Regions from separate parts of the Mus musculus genome. Here all the other regions are linked to region 1. Evidence: chromatin loops called from intact Hi-C (ENCODE). Cell type or tissue: heart. All regions are shown on one strand. Region 1 holds the start of Gm32401 (a long non-coding RNA gene). Region 2 overlaps Gm32184 (a long non-coding RNA gene). Region 3 overlaps Gm32184 (a long non-coding RNA gene). Region 4 holds the start of Nedd9 (neural precursor cell expressed, developmentally down-regulated gene 9).

What was found. Peaks named below come from ENCODE experiments on the same cell type or tissue, not always from the same donor. Only the 100,000 strongest peaks of a DNase experiment are listed, where the experiment ranks them.
Region 2: it touches region 1 in a loop (2.4-fold over the local background); 4 of 42 quality-filtered maps call a loop at or near these places.
Region 3: it touches region 1 in a loop (1.9-fold over the local background); 4 of 42 quality-filtered maps call a loop at or near these places.
Region 4: it touches region 1 in a loop (1.9-fold over the local background); 3 of 42 quality-filtered maps call a loop at or near these places.

Annotation. Positions count from the first base shown.
Region 1 is chr13:41,485,009-41,490,008 of GRCm38, reverse strand. It overlaps Gm32401 (a long non-coding RNA gene), which reads right to left and starts at 3,098. Exons shown (of 8, transcript XR_873291.2): 1 at 2,791-3,098. It also overlaps a transcript of Nedd9 not described here. In heart, no CTCF peak of the experiment used is centred here; a DNase peak (open chromatin) is centred at 2,658; H3K27ac peaks cover 603 bases.
Region 2 is chr13:41,569,429-41,574,428 of GRCm38, reverse strand. The region is part of intron 1 of Gm32184 (a long non-coding RNA gene); the gene reads left to right. Among named protein-coding and RNA genes, the nearest start is that of Tmem170b, 34 kb to the left of the region's middle. In heart, CTCF peaks have their summits at 1,989 and 2,195 (motif pointing right); a DNase peak (open chromatin) is centred at 2,238; H3K27me3 peaks cover 684 bases.
Region 3 is chr13:41,545,515-41,550,514 of GRCm38, reverse strand. The region is part of intron 2 of Gm32184 (a long non-coding RNA gene); the gene reads left to right. Among named protein-coding and RNA genes, the nearest start is that of Tmem170b, 58 kb to the left of the region's middle. In heart, a CTCF peak has its summit at 2,723 (motif pointing left); no DNase peak of the experiment used is centred here.
Region 4 is chr13:41,355,952-41,360,951 of GRCm38, reverse strand. It overlaps Nedd9 (neural precursor cell expressed, developmentally down-regulated gene 9), which reads left to right and starts at 1,951. Exons shown (of 7, transcript NM_017464.5): 1 at 1,951-2,099. The coding sequence starts at 2,088. In heart, a CTCF peak has its summit at 1,891; DNase peaks (open chromatin) are centred at 1,951 and 2,691; H3K4me3 peaks cover 3,539 bases; H3K27ac peaks cover 2,747 bases.

The DNA.
Region 1 (5,000 bases):
TTGTAAACCATTTCATGGTGTTCACTGAGATGTCAGCCAACGGGACAGCACCAAGAAGCCAATTAAAGCAGCCAGAGAGCGTGCTTAAGCATGGATGGAAACGCAAACACTGTCTTCACTGCCCCAAGTGGTTAGACATTTCTTGCTTGTTTATTTTTGTGAGAACCATCTGTAGTTCATAATTATTTTTGACAAGCAGCTTGACCTGCCACTAACCAAACAGAAGAGAAACAACAAAACAAAACAAAAAAAAAAGAAGGTAAAAATCCAAGAACCCAAGTAAGAAACCACATACAGAAATTCTACATCTTATCAACTGTGAAAAAAAATTGTTTTTCTAAAATAATTCTGATATGGTTTTTTTGGAACAAATTCTCAGTTCATCAGTTGCCTTTAAAGAAGCATCCTCTCTCTCTCTGGTCTGAGAGGTATGTATGGGGATTATATATGCCTGTGTGTGTGTGCGTGTGCGTGTGCGTGTGCGTGTGTGTGTGTGTTCAGGTGTGCTTCCTCATGAGTACATATGTGGAGGCCAGAGGTTGAAGTTGAGTATATTCCTTTATCACTTTCCAACTTATGTTTTGAGACAGGGTCTCTCACTGAACTTATTGCTCACCAGTTCAGCTAGACTGACTGACCAGATGCCAACCCCTGTCCACTAGCCTGTCCACTGTTAAGTATCAGCGTTACAGACATGAGCTGCCACATCTGGTTTTTATGTGGGTGTCGTCACATCTGCCTGGCAAGCACGTTCCCTACTGAGCCAGCACCCACATATGTGTAGCACTGATTTACAAGGAGACTCTGCTGACATTTGATATACTATAAATCTGTAAATTACATCCTAATGTTCAGACATTTAAATTACACATCATGATTAAATGTCCAATGAAAAAGTAATCCTTTAATAACAAGAAATGCATACAGGGATACTTAGACAAAATATGCACAGGCCTTTTTCTCTGTACCACCAGCTCATTATGAAAACTCTGTGCTATTAAACAACAACAACAACTTGCCAGATGAGTAATCTACTCAGAACTCAGATGAGGTCTGGATTCATAGCTTGTGCTCAAGAATTATTTGTAAGAGGAAGTTATCTGATTCACTTCAGACACATGTGGGAGAATAGATGGAGATGTAGGTGTTGGTGTGTTTATAAATCACTCTGCAAGTCTCGAGCTGAGTTGTATTTCTCTATTCGCCCAAAGTGGTGTCTGTTTATGGGTAGAATATCTTCAGTGAGAATTTTTGCAATCTTAGACTGGGCTGGTTGACTACTGAGTTTCCCTCATAGAAGGTGGAGGATGGGAGAGTCATGGGATACTCTTGAGTATCTAGTTACTTCTCCCAACCAGTTTCATGAAATTCAGTCCTAACTGCATATGGTTCCAAAGGTCTCAAGAAGGGGCTAGAACATACATGCAGGTAGAGAAGGACTAGGGGAGGGGTCTGTATCCACACAGCCCTGGGATGACCATCATCCATGTTGGATACAGACCTTCCCGTGTGGTTGCTTTAAGCTCGCCTACATGCCTGCCCCTCACCCCTCTTCCATACTCTGTAAGTAACCCAAATAAACTCTCTGGTTCCCTAGGGTTCACTTTGGCTTGCCATTAGAACCTCATGAGGAGGGAAGGTGGGAGGTCCCTCCTCATGGGGGGAAATCTCACCATAGCAGCTTGGCACCAAAGAGGAACACCAGGCATCCATACATGTTTAAGAGCATTTGTCATTCAAATACTCCTTCTCTTTTCTCTCAATCTGCTATCTCCCCAAGTAATTCCCTAGGCGACTCTCAGGAATAGGAAACAGGGAAGAAGAAAATGAAAACCCAGATCAAAAGATATAGAATTGACCCTGATAATAACAGCAAGCACTCATGTAGTCCTTATTTTATGCCAGATGCTAACCCATTCAATACTCAGAACACTCCACAATGTTTCCTGTTGCTCAGAAGAGGACACTGAGGCACAAAAGCGTGCAACATAAAACATGACTGATCCAGTGGCTCACTTACCTGCTGCTTAGAAGTAGAGAAGAAGAAAAGGGGTTAGGACCAGGTGGCTTTCCACTTCCCTCCCACTGGTTCAAGTGTTTTTATTCTTACTTCATTGTAAGTTGGAGGTTCTCCAGTGAGGATATAGCCCCTAAGTCATTGCCTACTATATGCCACAAATACCATAAGTACTTACTATATGTCAGAATGTCCCATGTCAATTTACAGTAGAAACCTTCAGAACAAATGTAGTCCATATAAACAACAACAAAAAAATACCAAACCAAATGGCTTTTTAAATAGCCTATATTTTCCTGCAATGCAACTCCAAAAGGCCACTTCAAGTGAATTTAAACTCAACGTCAAGATCACTCCTGTTTCAAACCACAGAAAAGATTACAGAAAAGAAATAGTTTTGCTACCTACTCAAAATTATAACATCTTCTCAACTTATTGGACAGTCTGACAGAGAAAGAGAAGTAGAAAAATGAGGAGGGAGAAGGAGGACAAAGAGGGGGAAGAGGAGGAGGGATGAAGAAGAGGAGGAGGGGGAAGAGCAGGAGGAGAGGGAGGAGGTGGTGGCAGCAGTACAGAGCGGAAATGAATTGAGACAACATCGCCTCTCAGCAACCGGAAGGAAAAACCCCACACATGCACAGGCCACGAACATCCGACGGGTGTGGTTGCTCAGTAGAGAAGAGCTGTCAGCTGCCCTTAGATGCAAGGAGGGGATCTGCAGAGAGAGAAGCATAAGGACACAGAGGGACGAGTTCCCATCCCTGCCTGCCTACCTAGAAGAGATCAGGGTGTCCAGGGTCACAAGATGGTCTGTCCACTGCGGTTCTGCGTTCAGGTGAGTGCCAGCCCCTTGCTGTGGCTTGGGGTGAGGGTAGGGCTGGCATGCATTCAGATTCTTACTTCCTGTGTTGGTGTCAGACATCCGGCCATGTCTCCAGTTAACACCCCTTAACAGTGGAAGGGAGGGTTCAGCCTGCCCTGGAGGCAGTTTGACCTGGAGCAGACCTGGAGTGGCTGTTTCTAGGTCATAAAGAGTCTGATGATTTCTACCGTTTAAACCTTCCTATTTCAGTGCTGCTTGGTGTGTATGTATAGGGCTCCTCCCTTCGTGATGTCTTCACAGAACTTACCCTGAAGGAGATAAAGCTCTTTGATTATTTCGGTCCTTTAAGCATAGATTACAGTTGTTTGTGTCGTTTGTGGGGGGCGGGGCTAGAAATTGTGACTGCAAGAGTCCTGCCATATGTCATCAGTAAGTTAATTTATATGACAACTATCTAGAGAGTGCTCACAATTGCCAGCCCTATTTTAAGTCAAAACCTAGACAGGAACGAGCTTATATAGCAGGAGAGAAGTAGACATTAATTAATTCAAGGAAGGAAGATTTGCTTTCTTCTATACTTCAAAGTTCTTTTCCTGGGTAGTCTGTGAATTAGCTTGGCCTATTAGCCAGAGAAAATAGATTTAATTATATGTTACATAAAGCTAGAAGACTCAGAGCATCAGACAGGTGACTGAGGCTCATGTATAATCAGTCCTTAACTGCAGGGAGCAATCTAGGGGTCTGGATTTCTAGCAGGTGCTGGGTCAATAACATGGCAATGGAGACAAGCCTGCATGTCCTTGATGTCCTGGAGAATGCCATTTGCAATGACAGGAAGGCGATGTTAACTCAGACGCACCAGGTACCTTCTCCATGGGTTAGAATCTCTATGGAAGATGATTAACATCTTCCTGGTGCGGACAATGACACGCACTCATAAATGAGATTTTTTTAAAAGTTGTAGTTTCTTATATGAACAAGCAAGTGTCAATGGTTCCATATCTGTGATTTCTTAAAATAACCCCTTAAAATATACAACATGTCATAGGGGCATATTTTAGATGGCATATTTTGGTGGATTCCTACAGTCACCTTTTTGAGGTATTGTGTTCTGAACCCCAAATGTGATGAAGGCCAGAATATATTCTGGGAAAAAATGAACCTTCCTTGGAATCAGTAAGGGTCCATAAAAAGCATGGAGATAAAAACTGGATTAAAAAGGAGGGGTTCAAGTAGCAGTCGGGGGGCAGAGAGATCAGCCACACAAAGCTCCGAGAAGAGAGATCTGCCGTCAAATGAAGAGAGCACAGAGAGATGGAAAAGACAAGATTGAGCAGGAATGGGGAAACGGGGAGGCAGCGTTTAAGATGGTGTAAGCAACAGTTCTCAATCCCTTTAGGGGTTCAAACAACCCTTTCACAGGGTCATAGCATATCAGATATCCTGCATATCAGATATTTACAATATGATTCATAGCAGTAGCAAAATTCCAGTTATGAAGTAGCACCCAACTCAATTTTATGGTTGGGGATCACTACAACATGAGAAACTGCATTAAAGGGTCACAGCATTAAGGAAGCTTGAGATCCGCTGCTGTAGGCGCTCTAGGGTATCTGTGTGGTACAGCCTCTTGCTCCTGCAGCTATGATGAACAAATTAACACAAAATTACAGCAAGCACTAGAGATTGTATCAAGGGGTTGCAGGGAACAAGGAAGGCTGCTGCTGGGGTCATGTGGTAGAATATTTTGCAGTCAAATTGTATTGTAACAATGAGCCTTCCAATGATAAAAATGTACGGGATAGTCATTGCCTAAACCAGCAGCAGGTAGGTGACTTGTTATTATCAGGTACCACGTACTGCACTCAGGTTGGGTATGCCAGGCTTGGATCTGATTGGCAGTTGACTCACTCAGTCCCTCTCTGCACAGATGAAAAATGTGGTATAGGATGGCATGGTGACTGTGATCTAACCAGGAGCAAGACTTTTTCAGCTCCACCAGAATGTGATGAGACAGGATTGTATACTTAGCCCATCACTGACAAACATTATTCAGCACATGACTACTATCCAGTGGCCAACTGCCCTTGACTTGAGGCGTTTTGGTTCTGAGATCTCTCCTATCTATTCAAGGGATGCAGTCGTGGGTAGGGGTGGGTG
Region 2 (5,000 bases), 84 kb before region 1:
TCAGTTAATATATTAACAGACTAAAGAGGAAACATTTGTATATGTATATGCATATGTACATATGTATATATAAATGAAAAGGTCAGATACTGAAGGCTTTCTTCCTAAGATTTAAAAAAAAAGAAGGTATTTACTCCTAATATCCTAGTTAGCATTATGCTGGACTTCTTAGCTGGTATAAAAAGTCAAGATGAATTAGTTAAGTGAAATACAGATCAAGAAGAAAGAAAACTTCTATTCGGCGAGCAATAGTTGTCTACACAGACAATACCACAGAATTGATTTAAAAATCCTTCAGTTTGGTTTGGCAATATTTCAGGATACTACAGGGGCAATTGTATTCTATTCACCAGCAATGAGCAAACAGGAAGTAGAATTTTAAAACTGGTGTTATTTTTAAGATCGTCCAAAGACTAGTTATTAACATACTGAAGTAAATGTATCATCTCTGTGTCATTGATGTAACAATGAAATCATTTCTAAATCCGTGAGCACTATGGGACTGGTTCCCCTACCTCCCCATCTCTCACTTGGAGAATCAAAGCAGTGTCTGTACTTATCTTGTTATTTTCTTTGCTCATCTGTGAAATGAGACAAATAATGACTTCAGGCAGAAGCAACGTGACCTCCTGGGGTAGACTAACTACTCAATAAACATTAGCTCATTTTACTTTTACTTAAGTACCCATTACTAGAAGGTACAGAGGAAATCACCTTTTTACCGATTTTACACATTGTTTCCACAAGGGTTGTTCTGAAACAAATTGTGCATGTCATACTTTTACCCATGTGGCATCTACAGAACCTGCCACTTGGTGATGCTGCTTCATCGAGCATCCTTGAGTGCAGCATCAGCTGCCACCTGTTGCAGACTCTACCCAGCCAATGATAGAGCAAAATGAACTCTTTTGCTCACCAAGCTGAACTTGTCTACAGGGGTCCTTTGTCTTGGTCCTCTCTATCTGGAGGGGAAAGATAAAGACTCCCCAGGAAGAGTCAAACAACAGACCTTTCCCGTTTCCATCTACTTAGCATTGGCCATTGGAATAATTCCTACCTAGAGTCCTTGATCTATGAGGTCAGTGCTGTCACAGTGGAGATGAGCAAATAGGAGCTGGCCTCCTGTCAAGACAATAAGCACAAAAGCCAACTCAGTAATCTCTGTCATATTGCTATGTGGCTAGTCTCTCCTGCAAGAACTGGCTGGATCTTGCAGAATAATAGATGACTCCAAGTCAGCCTGGTAGTGTTCTTCCTTGGAGCTGCTGTGTCTGTCACTATCCTGTGGGTTTATATTTTCATTGATTGGAAGTGTATCAGTCTTTGGTACACTAATAAACATTAACTTAACAGTCTTGTCTGGGGACAGATTTGCCTCCCTCCTCCCACACAAATCCACAGATTTAGTAGGGCTTGATCTGTTCCGATGTTATGAAGAAGTCTTTTAAAAAAAAAAAAAAGTACTTTTGACCCTATTCACTGAAGAGCAAAATTGGGATAATGATGGTACTGACCTCAGAGTTTGGAAAAGAATGAAATAAAATCACTATAGTTTGATCACATTTTTATGAAGACGGCCATTCAAATACATGTGTTACACCCAGTCCTCTTTTTCCCTTGGGACATGACACTTCTAGGCGGGAGGATGAGTTATGTTCTTTGTCTGTGAGCTTGGGTGAAGCCACTTCTATCAATAGCTCAGGCTGACACTGGTGACTTCTGAGGTGGGTCATGAGAGGGAGCTTAGAATTTTCTAGGTTCTCTTTCTTGGCACACTTCCTTGGATGCCATGAGCCAACGAGGCAGCCACCAACCATGTAAGCCTACAAGCCAGCACCAGCTGGTTACACTGTATGAAAAACACATCTCTAGGCAGAACCATGCGTTTGCCTGCTCCAGGGCCCAAGATGCCATGTCTGAGAGCAGGTGATTACTGTCCGGTGAATCTCCTGTGTTAGGGGGTGATCACTCCCACTAAACCTGTACCAACCAAGTCCTAAGCACTATGCCTACCAAATGTAACTGCTTGCTCTCTTTGTGTGTGTGATAGTTAGTGATTTGTAATTTTCGTATTTAAAAATTTGTGCTTTGAATTAATACTCACTGCTTTAAACTCAATAAACAAATATTTAATTAGCATCTTGGCTGTTTTTGTGGTCTCCACCAGAGGGCAAACTGTCCCGCCACAAACAGAAACCCATCGGTGAATCTTGGAAGTATAGTTCCACAATCAAACACCAGGGGGAACCAGTGCCTAATTTATCTTTGTCCTTTTGAGAAGGTGAAATTGACAAGAGCCTTCAAATTCAAGACACTGGCCACAGGGAAGGTTCGGAGGAAATGCTCTCTGAAACTCAAGACACTTTGTTGTGATAAGTAACTTAGCCTCCATCCTGGTTTACAGACAGAAGGGAGAGAAACTCTACCTTTCCTGTATTTTGGGTGCAGCAGGGCAGGTAGCATTTCCTGAAAAAGGAGAGGGGATCTAGAAGCCTGTAATTCCCAGACAATGCTCTAACGTGTGACTGTGACAACCACATTCTGTGCTGCCTCTGGCTTCTGACACAACACAGACAGTATTTCTGTATTCCATGCTCGTAGGCATCAGTATATTTGTGTATTATATATCACGCTAGGACGGTTACTGAAAGGGTAACATTTGTATCACCATTTTAAGTAACTCTTACTCAACATTCTTTCCTAGTTCTTTGTTTTGTATACACAGGGATTTAATGGTTCAATGACTGTGAAAATGGCCGGCTATTCTCACTGCAGGGAATCTGGGGACCAAATTGCTTACAGTGAATTAATTGCAGGAACCAAACACATTGTAAGACTCCTGCTTTCCTGACAAATGGGAAGCAGATTTTGCCCATAATTGTGCACGCTAATCCAAGAGCGTTGGCAACCTGTAGTCAAAATGGCAGCTTCTATGTGAGTCTGGGAGAACGCTGCAGTGGCCCTGAGCTGGATCAAGGGGAGTCAAGCTTCGACAGGCCAGTGATCTGGAGAATAAAGACAGCGTTGTAGTCAGCACCTCTGATTCCAGTGTCTGAAGACAAGATTGAGACTTTACAACATGGTAGAGTATAAATCAAAGGGAGACAGAGGCTAGGGGCAGATTGAGCTTTGAAGAACTGGTTTTTGTTGTTTTTGTCTTCCTTCCTTCCTTCCTTCCTTCCTTCCTTCCTTCCTTCCTTCCTTCCTTCATTCCTTCCCTCCTTCCTTCCCTCCCTCCCTTCCTTCCTTCTTTCTTTCCTTCCTATCACTCTATATCTTTCTTCTTTCCATCCCTTCCCTTCCCTTCTCTTCCCTTTCCCTCCCTCCCTCCGTCTCTCCCTCCTTCCCTCGCTCCGTCCTTCCTTTTTGTCTCTCTTCATCTTTCTTCTTTCCCTTTCTTTCTCTCTTTCTTTCTTCTCTCTCTCCCCTTCCCTCCCTCCCTCATTCCTTTCTTTCTTCAGTTCTTTTTTTTTTTTAATAATCCTTCAATTTTGACTCAACCCCTACCTGAGAACACCTACCATTTTTTCTCATGAGCCACTAGGCAAACTAATGAAGGACTGATCATATCAAAACATATCTACCCTAGACTTCATTAACAACAACAACAACAAAACCCACATGTAAACACAGAGGTAAGGTGAATCTGTGGACTTAGGTCCTAATTTTGTATGTGTGGTGTCTGTGTGTGTGTTTGTGTATGTGAGTGTGGTGTGTGTGTGTGGTATGTGTGTGATATGTGTGCTGTATATGTGGTGTGTGTAGTATGTGTCTGTGTGTGTGGTGTATGTGTTGTGTATGTGTGTTGTGTATAGGGTGTGTGTGCATGTGTGTGTGCATGACAGTGCTGATTTTCAGTTTACTGGTTCACATTCATGTGTCACACACACTTCTCTGTGACTCGTTGGTTATATAGCAAAGGCTGTCTGCTAAGGCTTCACTACAAATTTTGGATTATGAGAGCCTCAGGATATCTCGAAGACCTCCCAGTTACTTCTCAAAATCCCAAAGAGTGTCACACTATGCTCCTGAGATGTCTTGGCCCACAAATTGACTTGTGGTTGTAAAGTGGAAGGGGTAATAAGTCCTCACACTATTTAGGGATTATTGGCTGGGTCTCCAAGCTCTGACAAAGTCATTGGGATTTTCAGGTCACTCAGGTGGGCCATAACACTTAACACGTGGCTACTCTTCTGTCCTCTGATCCCTGCAGCTTGTCAGTACAAGAAGACCGAGGTAATGAAACATTTCTATATGCCCTGTTCCTAGGATGGTTTCTATGGCCTCGTGTTTAAGGTTAGTTCTCAATCAAGTCTGTGAGATGCTAAGTGGGCATTCTGTGGTATTAATGGCCATTCATACCTCCTGGATTCTTAAAAAAATGAAAAGGCCGTAGTTCTGTGGCCAGAGTCTGTACTTGTGCCAAGGAATACTTCCTTTCCATAAGTCACTCGCCTCTCAGGCAGCTAAATCCCCACAGTGAGCTAACATGTGGGGCTCTCCCTTCCCCTTGGCTGTGCAACTCTCTAGTGGGCACAGAGAAGCAAGGTACCTGGGTTTCATAGGTAGAAGACTCAGTGACTACCCTCTTTGGCAGTAAGTTATTTTAAATGGGGATTGAGTCAGTATTTGGACTTTCAGATTGGCATGTTTGTAAGGGATGGAGTCACCAGAAGGGGTTGTCTAGCATGGCAGCTCAAAGATGAGGACAGTTCTCTGAGATCAGAGGAGACTGGAGGATGTCTCAGGAAGGAAAGGCTTTGAGGACCTGAGTTAAGATCTATAGCACTCACATAAAAGCTGGAAACATTGGCAGGACATACAATGTTGGCAAGCAGTGCTGGCAGGCAAGACAGGAGAATTCTCAGTGGTCAGCTTGCCCGGGCGATTGGTAAGATCTAGGGAAATCATTGAGAAACTCTATCTCGCAGAATAAGGTGGAGATAACAGAGGAAGACTCTTGATGCCAGCCTCTGGTCTTGACATGTGCATGCACAGGT
Region 3 (5,000 bases), 61 kb before region 1:
ATTGCCCTTTAATATTTACTCTGTCCCAGCCTCCAGCCTATCACAGTGGTGCCACCCACATTCAAGGCAGCTCACTGACACACAGGCCAGCCTTCTCTGGAAATGTTCGCACAGACACATCCAGAATTGAACTTAACCAACCTCATAACCGTCTCTCTATCCAGCTGACAATTAAGCTCTGTGGTGATACGTAGTCACAGGAAGGCAGACTCAGCTTCATCATCAACCTATAGACCATCAGGATTCCTCAGGCAGCTTGATGCTTCATCTGGGGTTAGCATCATCTTTTTCCCTTCATTATTCCTTTCAGGGTCACTACCTGTGAGCCGCAGTGTGGACGATATCCCGCTGGATTCAATGGGCTGAAGACAGCCGGTGGGAGGCTGCGACACACTTTATCTAGGTTAGCTCGGTTCTGGAAGAAGGAATCGCCTTCTGGGTTCACTCTGTTGTCTCTGAGGTCTCGGTTGACGTCCCACAAAAGCCAGGGTTCTTTGGAAGGTCAAAGATGACAATGGAAAGTGATCTGCCCCTCTCTCGCATTGGGAGAACTGCGAGATGCAAGCTGGAAACCCTGCCTACATGTTGAAGCTCTGACATCAAAATTGTTGCCCTTTTCAGTCTGGTCAGGGACTTGCCAGTTCCCGAAAGCCCAACTGTCAGACAACCACTAACACATAGTCAAGGGCTTGGGCTGAGACGAAACGTTTCTCAGGCCACTGGCCCAGAATCCAAAGGTTAAATCTGCTGAATAGATAAGGATAGCATGATATTCAAAAGCGAAGAATTCCCAGAATTGAGTGTCCAAATGGAGAATATTTTAACACCCAGAAATACTGGAACCAAGGTTTTGCTATCACCACACTGGGCTGGAAATTAAAGAGTTATCTTGGAGATATAAATATACTGGAACTTCTTTTTCTACTTTCCTTGTGCCACAGCCCACCTGTGCTCGCACCTGCTCCTGGGACCATTCAGTATTAAGAGTTTGTTTGCTCAGTAAGTTTAGTGGCAGCAGAGCCCTTGGTGCTCCCTCCCACACTGCGCTCTTTACAGGTATGCACACATCTACCACACTTCGCCCACACAGCTGGCCTGTCCACAGCCTGGCTTTTAAGAGCCTGCTTTCTTTTCTTTCTTTTTAAAATCCCGATCGTGGTAAATCCCAAATTCAAACAAATATGATGTCAGCCAGAGGCACAATGGAGGAGGTTAAAGATGAGACGTCTTAAAATTTTAGTAATAGTGGGAACAGGACACCATTCAAGTCAGTATTTAACAATGTGAGACCTGTTTGTGATTTGCTCCTTTGCTTAGAAAAACAAGTGTCATCAGAGTTACCCTCAATCCTTCCCAGCCTAGTTGGAAAGAAGGTACAAGCTCCAGGTAACATGGAAGACCCTCCTGACTTTTGGGCCCATGTTAAGACTGTTCTAAGGAAAAAATACATCTTCAATGGTTTCTTTATTCATAGAAAAATATTTGAGAAAGGGATAGTAGATGTAGTAAGCTTTTCTTGCTTCTTTGCTCTTCCTTCCTCTCTCCTTTCATCCTTCCCTCTCTTCCTTCCTTCTTTTCTTTTCTTCCTTTCTTTCCTTTTGAAATAGGTTCTCATGTAACTCCGGATAGCCTCAACCCAGCTATGTAGCTCAGAATGATCTGGAACTCCGGACTCTCCTGCTTCTTCACTCCTAGGGCTGGTAGTATTAGCACCGTGGACTGTCAGATATGATTAACCTCAGGCCCTATCCCAGACTCACTGAGTTAGAACCTGGGAATCGTGGAGCAGTAGATGCTTAGTATGGAATGAATTCCCCCAGGTCATTCTAAGGGCAGGGTCAAGTGTAAAGTACATTTGATTTTTTCCAATTCATTGTGCAAAAGGCCACCCGGTGTCTGAATATTTGTCAATGATGTGGCCGTGCTTGTCGGTGAGCTAGAGAAGCGAGGGCGTCTCTAAGGCACCTGAACTCTATTCCTAGCATTTTTATTATGCCTAAGAAAGCAGAGGAATGCAAACACAAACTGGCCTTATGAATCAAAACTCATAAAATCAGTTGTGAGTTGTGTAAAGGCATGGAGTATAACCTGTGCAGATGAATTTTTGTTGTCTTTATGATAAGGAACTTGACACACAATTTTTTCTTCTTTCAGTTACGAATGAGAAACATGATTACAAGCTAGGAAAGTTGGTCTTATAGTCAAAGGTCAGATATAAAACTCTATAGAAGGACCTTGTTTTCTTAAACGACAAAGATCTTCATTCTTCATTATATTTTTTTTATACCTAGCCTACTTCTTAGTCTAAAGTAGATGTTTAATAATAAAGAAATATTTGTTCAAAGCAAGGCAAATATATATATAGTGGTAGTGGGAAGGAGGGAGCGAGGGAGGAAGAGAGAGAAACAGTGAGGGAGAGACACACACACACACAGAGAATTATAAACATGTGGTACAGAGAAAAAGATTGAAATAGACCCAGCCTCCCATATCTTCCAGTTCAGCATCCATGAACTCAGCCATGCACCAATGAAAAATACTTTTTCTTGCATTTGTACTTGCTGGAGTTTTCTCTTCCTAGGTGATGCAGATATAGGCTAGATTAGACCTGATTAACAATAGACAAAAGGGCCTGGAGAGATGGCTTAGAGCTTAAGAGCACTGACTGACTGCTCTTGCAGAAGTCCTGAGTTCAATTCCCAGCAACCACATGGTGGCTCACAACCATCTGTAATGGAACCTGATGCCCTCTTCTGATGTTTCTGAAGACAGCTACAGTGTACACACATATACAAAATAAGTAAATAAAATCTTTTTTTTTTAAAGTAGATAAACATAGGCTTTTTAGGAGGCAGCTTTTGGGTGGGTTCACAGGTGGAGGTCAGTGACATCAAGAATCCAGGCTAAAGCAGCAAAGGGGTTTTATGGGTCTTGGGCACTAGGGTGTGATGAAGTGTCAGCTAGGAGTTGGGATTATGTCCATACACAATCAAAAACTGAGCCCCTTTGTGGGCACTCTTGGGTGGATTGCAGGACATGTGGAGTCTAAGAATAATCCAGGTTAGCTAGGAGTTTATTTTTTTTACCAAGGAAGCGGAGTTTTCTCTGTGTGAGCAGGGTAGGAGGGGGAAGGAGGGCAGACGGGGTTTCCCAGCTTGTGCAGGGGATGAGCAGGGGTTCCAGCCTACCAGTACTGAACGTAAACAGACTTTTTCTTGTCACTATTCCCTACCCAATACAGTACGTCACCTATTTGCGTGACAAATAGTCATCTAACATACTAAAAGTCATCTAAAGATGATTTTAAGTATATAAGAAGATTACAGAGGGAAGATTCAAATGTCGTGCCAATTTAATAATGTCTCTGAGCCCCTGGGGTATGGGAAAATCGCAAGGGGCCCTGCGATCAAACTCATGAATACCGAGGGTTAGTATACACAGAGGAGACACCAGGTGCTAAGTAGAAGGAAATCACAGAGGAAAAGGAGCTAAAAAGGTGATACTTTGAGAAGTGAAGAACTAAATCAGTTTAGAAATTTATAGGCGTGTAAGGCCCACGCCTTTAAATTTCAGTGATGTAGCCAATAGGAAAAAGAAAGAGGATTTCAAAATTATCTATCAAAAATCCTTGTCTCCAAATGCTGGCCAAGTGTCATGGGCTCGAAAATGGACTCTCCGGTGGGCTCAGGTGTTTGAACACTTGGTTGCCAGCAAGCGTTGCTGTTTTGGAAGGTTGTAGAACCTTTAGGAGGCGGAGCTTTGGTAAAGAGGGCCTAGAATGTTTGATAGCCTAGCCCTAACTTCCTGTACTCTCTCTACTTCCGGTTGCAGACAGACGGTGACCTGCTGTGGCCTTCTCCCTACACCATTTTTTCCCTGATCAGGATAGGTCGTATTTTCTCTTAAACTCTAAACTCGTCCTTCATGATGTTGCTTTTTGTCAGATATGTGAAAAGAAACCGATGCTCTCCTCAGTTGAAAGAATTCCTTTTTGGGAGTAGAACTGCGTGGATCTGGTGAATCACTTGTGAGGCAGTGCATGTGAGGAATGGGGCAGGTTCTTGAAGAGAAGAGAGGAAAAGGGCAGTCTGGGTTTGCAGAGAGTAATTCCTCGGAGTTGCAGCTTACAGCAGCTGCTCGCGGGGTTGGGAAATGTGGCTCAGTGGAGCAAGGCAGGTGAATTCTCACTACCAACCACAATCCACTGTTGGCTTCACAGTTAATACCCTGGCTCATGGTGCTTGGTTTCATGTCTAAAATAGGAACACACTCCCTAGCATTCTATGGTGCTCAGTAGCTAAGAAGAGTGCTCTCCAGAACTTAAGATGCAAATTCTTTCTGCCTGCTTTTGTATCGCAGTTGAAGGGCAGTTATAGGTCGGTTGGCGTAAGGAGCAAACATGTTCTGGAACAAACATGATCTGAAGCAATCGCTATAAGAGATTTCTCCGTACTCCCAAGGAGGTGCCTGTTTGTTCAAGAAAAGATGTCAGAAAACTTAAACCCAACACACAGAAAGAGACTTGGCTGTGGATCTTCAGAGGCATAAGATTGATACATTTCCAGGCATGACAGCCTTCCCTACCCCCAATTAATATTTATATTCACAAGTGCCTGATCCTGTATGCTACTTAGCTAGGGTTGGACACCCATTTTATCATCTCAGGTCATAAACAAGAAAAGAACTGAGAAAAGTAATGTATAATGTACTCGTCCATCCCTGCTTTCTGAACTCCATTGCTGTTAACTACCTGCAGGATGTGGTCTTTGATGATGTGGGTGACAAGATATTTGGTGCCCAGGTGTGGGAACAGAATTCATCTTACAGTCAGTTCCAGACTTTCCTAGGTTTGGTTGAGCTTGCCCTGTCATTGGACAGGGCGACTGAAAAGCAACCATTCGCCGCACACCTCACCCAGAAAACAAATTGAGAGCTTACACTTTTCCCGTAAAGAGAAACATTACAAAGAAAGCAATTTGAGTAGTAAAAAGAAAAGAAAT
Region 4 (5,000 bases), 130 kb after region 1:
ACTTGTGTTACTTAGGCTGCACTGAGATCACAGCATGATAATAAGGGCAAAAACAGGGAAATTGTTTTTTTCTCAAAATTCTTAGATGGCTTCCTATCACACTCAAGGAAAACCCTAGCTCTCTTCCCTAGCAGGTACACATTATTATGTCCTCATTTTATAAGGCTAGCATTGCAAAGTTAAGGAATGTGTATCGATTTGCCTGATAGGAATCAAGCCATCTACCCTGAGAAGACAATTTCACAAACGCCTAGCACAGGCTTTGGCAATGTTGAGGTTGAATGGGTTAGCCTTGCTTTAATCCACTCATCTAAGCATGATTCAGCCTGGCTGCTGAAGAAGTCAAAGGAATGCTATCTCTGTCTCCTGGGGAACCAGGACAAATCTAGAGAGAAAGATTTGACTTGTCCTACAAACATAGGTCCCTAGTGTGAATCTTCAGGGCTGCCAGGATGATCCTGCTACCGCAATCTGCTTCGTGCCTAATCTGTGTACAAAAGACCTTGCGAATCACACAGGTTCAATTCGGCTTTGAGATCAGGAAGTAAAAGCCATGACCTGGAAGGGGCCTGAACCGGGATGTCAACTTCACGAAGGTGGCCAGGGACATCTTGTAGAGCAAACTCCAAGCTGCAGCCAAATGTGGATTCAATTGTCAATGTAAACCCTACCCCACCCCCACCCCCACCCCCACCCCCAGAAACCACTTTTATGCGGCATCTGCTCTCCTATGCTTTTGGCTTAAATCATTTATTTTCAAAAGTTTTAATCCATTGGAAATTTAGAAGGGGATTGGGGAGGCAAAACTGATTCTGGACTACCTTAGTCAGGAAAGAAGTAAGAGCTGATTTTTTTTTTCCACCCGAGTCGTGCAGTCTGGCTGGAATGCATCCCAACTGGGGGATAGTCCTGAATACTCCAAGTCCTGAGGCCCGAGGAAAAGAAAAGCCTGTCTTCTCCTGAGTGATTCTCTTTCTCTATAGAAATCTCAGAATGGAACCGCTCTACAAATCATGTCCCGCGCTCTGCCTGAAAGAGGCTGTTCTTTTTTTTTTTTTTTTTTTTTTTTTTAAACCAGGCTTATCAAACAGAAGCGTTCTCCCTGAATAATAAGTGTGAGTGGGCTAATGGGTCATTTGGGGGAGAGAGGTCAAAAGGAAAAGGCCTCGGTGTTCAAAAGCGGAATCTGGCAATGCCAGCGGTCAAAGAGGAGAGTGCTGGCTGGACAGGCGTGATGTATCGGGTGTGTTCTATAGAACCTGCATGGGTTCCCACCTATCCTTTATCCTCGGAGGTCCTAGTGAGAAGAACCGGGAAGGCCTGGTGCTTATGAGTGAGTTCCTTTTCATTGAGAAAGAAATGTTTTCCAGCTCCTAGCAGACTGACTTAGCAAAGTACTTTGAACACTTGGGGGTGAGGGGAGCAGCCACAGAAAAGGGAAGGGGAAGAGAAAAGACAGGGAAAGAGAGCTATCAGCAGGGGTGGTTAGTAAAAAAAAAAGGGGGGGGTACTGGAGACAGAAAACCCTTTGTTCCTCCAGCTCGTTTCATGTAGAGATTGTAAGGTGAATGGCTTTGAAATGAAATGGGTTTATGAACTAGTTGCTAGGTCACAGGAAGCGCGATCGTCAGACTGCTTTGTGAATTCGGATTCTTTAAAACTTAGGTTACTCTCAAAAGGAACGTACCTCCTTTGTCTGGTTCCTATGTCTTTCCTCTTTATATTTTTATTTCTCCGGGTGGCTGGGGCCGCCTCCCCACTTTCTGTTTTCTCCTCCGCCCTTTTGATAACGTGAAAAGAAATGATCGTATTACACGCTCTTTGTCGGAGGGTTTCAGAAGTTAGAGGTGGGCGGGGTGGAGGCGTTACCTTCACCGCCACCAGCAGCCAATGGCGGCGCGGTATGCAAACGAGGCCCGCGCCGTGCTGGTCTGGATCTGGGCTGTGAGCTCAGAGACTCCGCAGTGCGCGGGAGGCGAAGGCTTCTCATTTCCATCCAGCCCAGCGCTCAATGGAGGGGCGGACTCTGCAGTGCCTCACTCACTGTGTGATTCGATAGGACCAGGGCTCATCAGATCACCGCCGAGATGAAGTACAAGGTAAGAGTGCCTTGTACGCCGTCTCCTGAGAAGCTAGAGGCAGCTGTGCCGGCCGGCGCCTTTCCCACCTTGACAACTGGGCAGGGATCCCTTGTGTGTCTGGTTTTGCCGAGCTGCGTCTGATCTCGCTTCCAGGCTTCCCCCGGGTGTACCGCCAGCAGACATGCGCTTTCAGATCCACTAGTTCTTGGTGCATGGTTCTGAAAGTTGTTGTGGGTGGCGGAAGGCGGTGGAGTAGAGTTAGCATAGGAGCCGCCGCCAGAGATCAGAGGGTGTCTAACTCGCCTCGCAGCAGGCAAGTCGCAGGTCTCTGCCTGACCAAAGCCAGCTTGGGGAGCCATAATAAGGAGAGTCAGAACTGCTGAGTCTCTGACAGGTTCTAAAAGCACCTTTTCAGATTTTTGCCTTAAGCACTTGATCTGGGAAGCTGTCTGCTCGAGGTCCTTTCGGTAGAAGCAGATTAAAAACCCAGACACTATCATAGGCGCGATGATGGAGAATTCCCACATCCTTATGAATAAATGGCTGTTAGTCATTTCTGGATAACTCTTTATTGGGGTTGAACGGGTCTGAAAGTATGAAGGCTCCGGCTGGCTTATTTTCCCTGACGCTTACAGAATGTCCTGCTCATAATTTTGGCAGCTCTATTTTCCACTGCATTTTGCACCACGGTTTCTGGGGTTACTCTTGGCAAAATGATTATGCCTTGCTCAGCACATCCCGTCTAATGAGGCAGTTTCCAAGGGACTTGGCCCAGTAGCAGTTCATGGCAATGACTTGGCGGTACTTACTTACGATCCTTTTTTTTAAAAAAAAATTTTTTTTTTAATTTTAATGGTGAAGAGACATGAGTCCTCGACTTTTAAAGGACTGTGTCATTTCAAAAATTCGTTTTGGTAAGGTGACTTAACAGAGCCAGTTAACTGACTTAGCTAGGGGCTAACTTGGCTTCCCTCTGCGGTATGTAGCCTCTGGCCCTTCCTTTGGGATAGAAGGCTGTAGCTAACAGCCACTGGTTCCCTGTCTATAAATCTTGTTCAAAAGCTGTGAGCCAAAGCATGAGTGATAGTTGTTGGGGAAGTTCCAGCAGTCTAAAGACCCAGATATCTATTGTCATCTCCTATCAGCTTTCCATTTCGTACATCTATGGGGAGGGGCAGAAGAAAGGAAAGCTCTAGGAGTCAGTCAGAAATGATGCAGCTTTCTACCTGGCAGGAACAGAATCTTTTTGGAAGTGATGGGGATACATGGTATCAAGCCTGCAATGTTGTTTTTTTTTTTTTCCTTCCCATTCTCCCTGTTGTTGAATCAAGACAGTGTTATAGAGAAAAGAGAAAGGATTAACTCTGTCCATCATTGGGACATTAAATAGCTGGTGTGAACTCTGAGTGCTGTAGTCTAGAAGGTGAGGACATGTGACGACATCTAAAGTCACTTTGGTTCAGTGACCTCATCATGTTTCGCTTTGCTCTTTATGGAAAGAAAATATCATGGGGACTGATGATTTACACTGCAGGTGAGAAACTGCAACTGGGGAATGCTTTCCACTTGGCTGAGTCTGCCCAGAGTTGAACACTTTGCCGAGCAATAGAAATACATGGTTATTTATCATCATCATCACCATCACCATCATCACCATCATCTCATTATTATTGTAGACAACTTCACCAGCAAAAACGCTATGCTCCCCAAGTAAACAACTCACACATGGGCACCCTGAGTTGACCATAGCAGAAGCGAGCCACTTTTCCCTCTGTCATAAAGTCTATTTAGCTAATGAAAGATAACTGTCTTTCAGGAGAGAATTAGTCATTCTGTGTAGGAGATGCTGAAGCAGAGGCATGATGGGTAAAGCGATACAAGTCCGTCACACTTAACTCTCCCCATTAGCTCCGAGGCACACTTATTTTCCCAAAGTAGCAACTGTGGCACACAGAAGTTAAATGATGGGTTTTTTCCGACACACCAACTGAGGAGCATGGGATTAAAAGTGATCTTGATCTAATACTGGTGATTTAAACACTACCAGGAAAGGGAAAGCAAACCCTAAAACAGAAATCATCTGTAACTCCCTAAAACATCCCTCAGACCAGTATGTTCTGGCCTCAGAAAGTTCAGAACTATTCCCTCCCAAGTATTCTCCCAGGATAGTCAGTCTTCTATTTTGTTTCAGTGGTAACTCTGCAAACTGAAATACGAAGTTGGCATTTATTTGTTTAATTGGAGCTACTTAAGTAGTAAAACCAGATAATTATTAGATTGTAAAACCCAGGAGTCTGGAATTATCTCTTAAACACTATGTTGCACATAAACTATAAATTTAGCTTGGGCTTAAAAATGGATCATTGTAAGATTTATAAGTCAGGCTTAAAAGGCTTCTCTTTCTTTTTCTTTCTTTCTCTTTTCTTTTTCCTTTCTTTTTTGTCTGTTGTTAACCAGATGGTCTTGTTTAGCTACTTCAGGGTTCATAACCAGGGTGCAATCAACTTCCACTCAGTTTGTCCTCAAAATACACAGCTCGAGGCAGCCAGCAATTACAACTATGAGGGCTGTGGAATGCAAGCTATTGCTTTAGGTAAATCTTTCCACTTAGTACACATCTAGTCTGCTTTTAGTTTACTTACATTTTTGTTTGTTCGTGGAAAGACTGTCATGGGTGTTTAAGGTTCCATTTCTCTGAGAAGAGTCTGTCTGAATGACAGTGAATTGTACAAACTTCCTTTGTTAAGATTCTACATAATGAAGCCAGGCATGGTGGAACACACCTTTAATCACGGCTCTTGTGGAGTCAGAGGCAGGGGGATCCCTATGAGTTCCAGGCCAGCCAAGGCTACATCGTGAGACCTCGTCTCAGACACAACAACAACAAAATGTTCTATATAAAATTCCTTTAATGTAGAG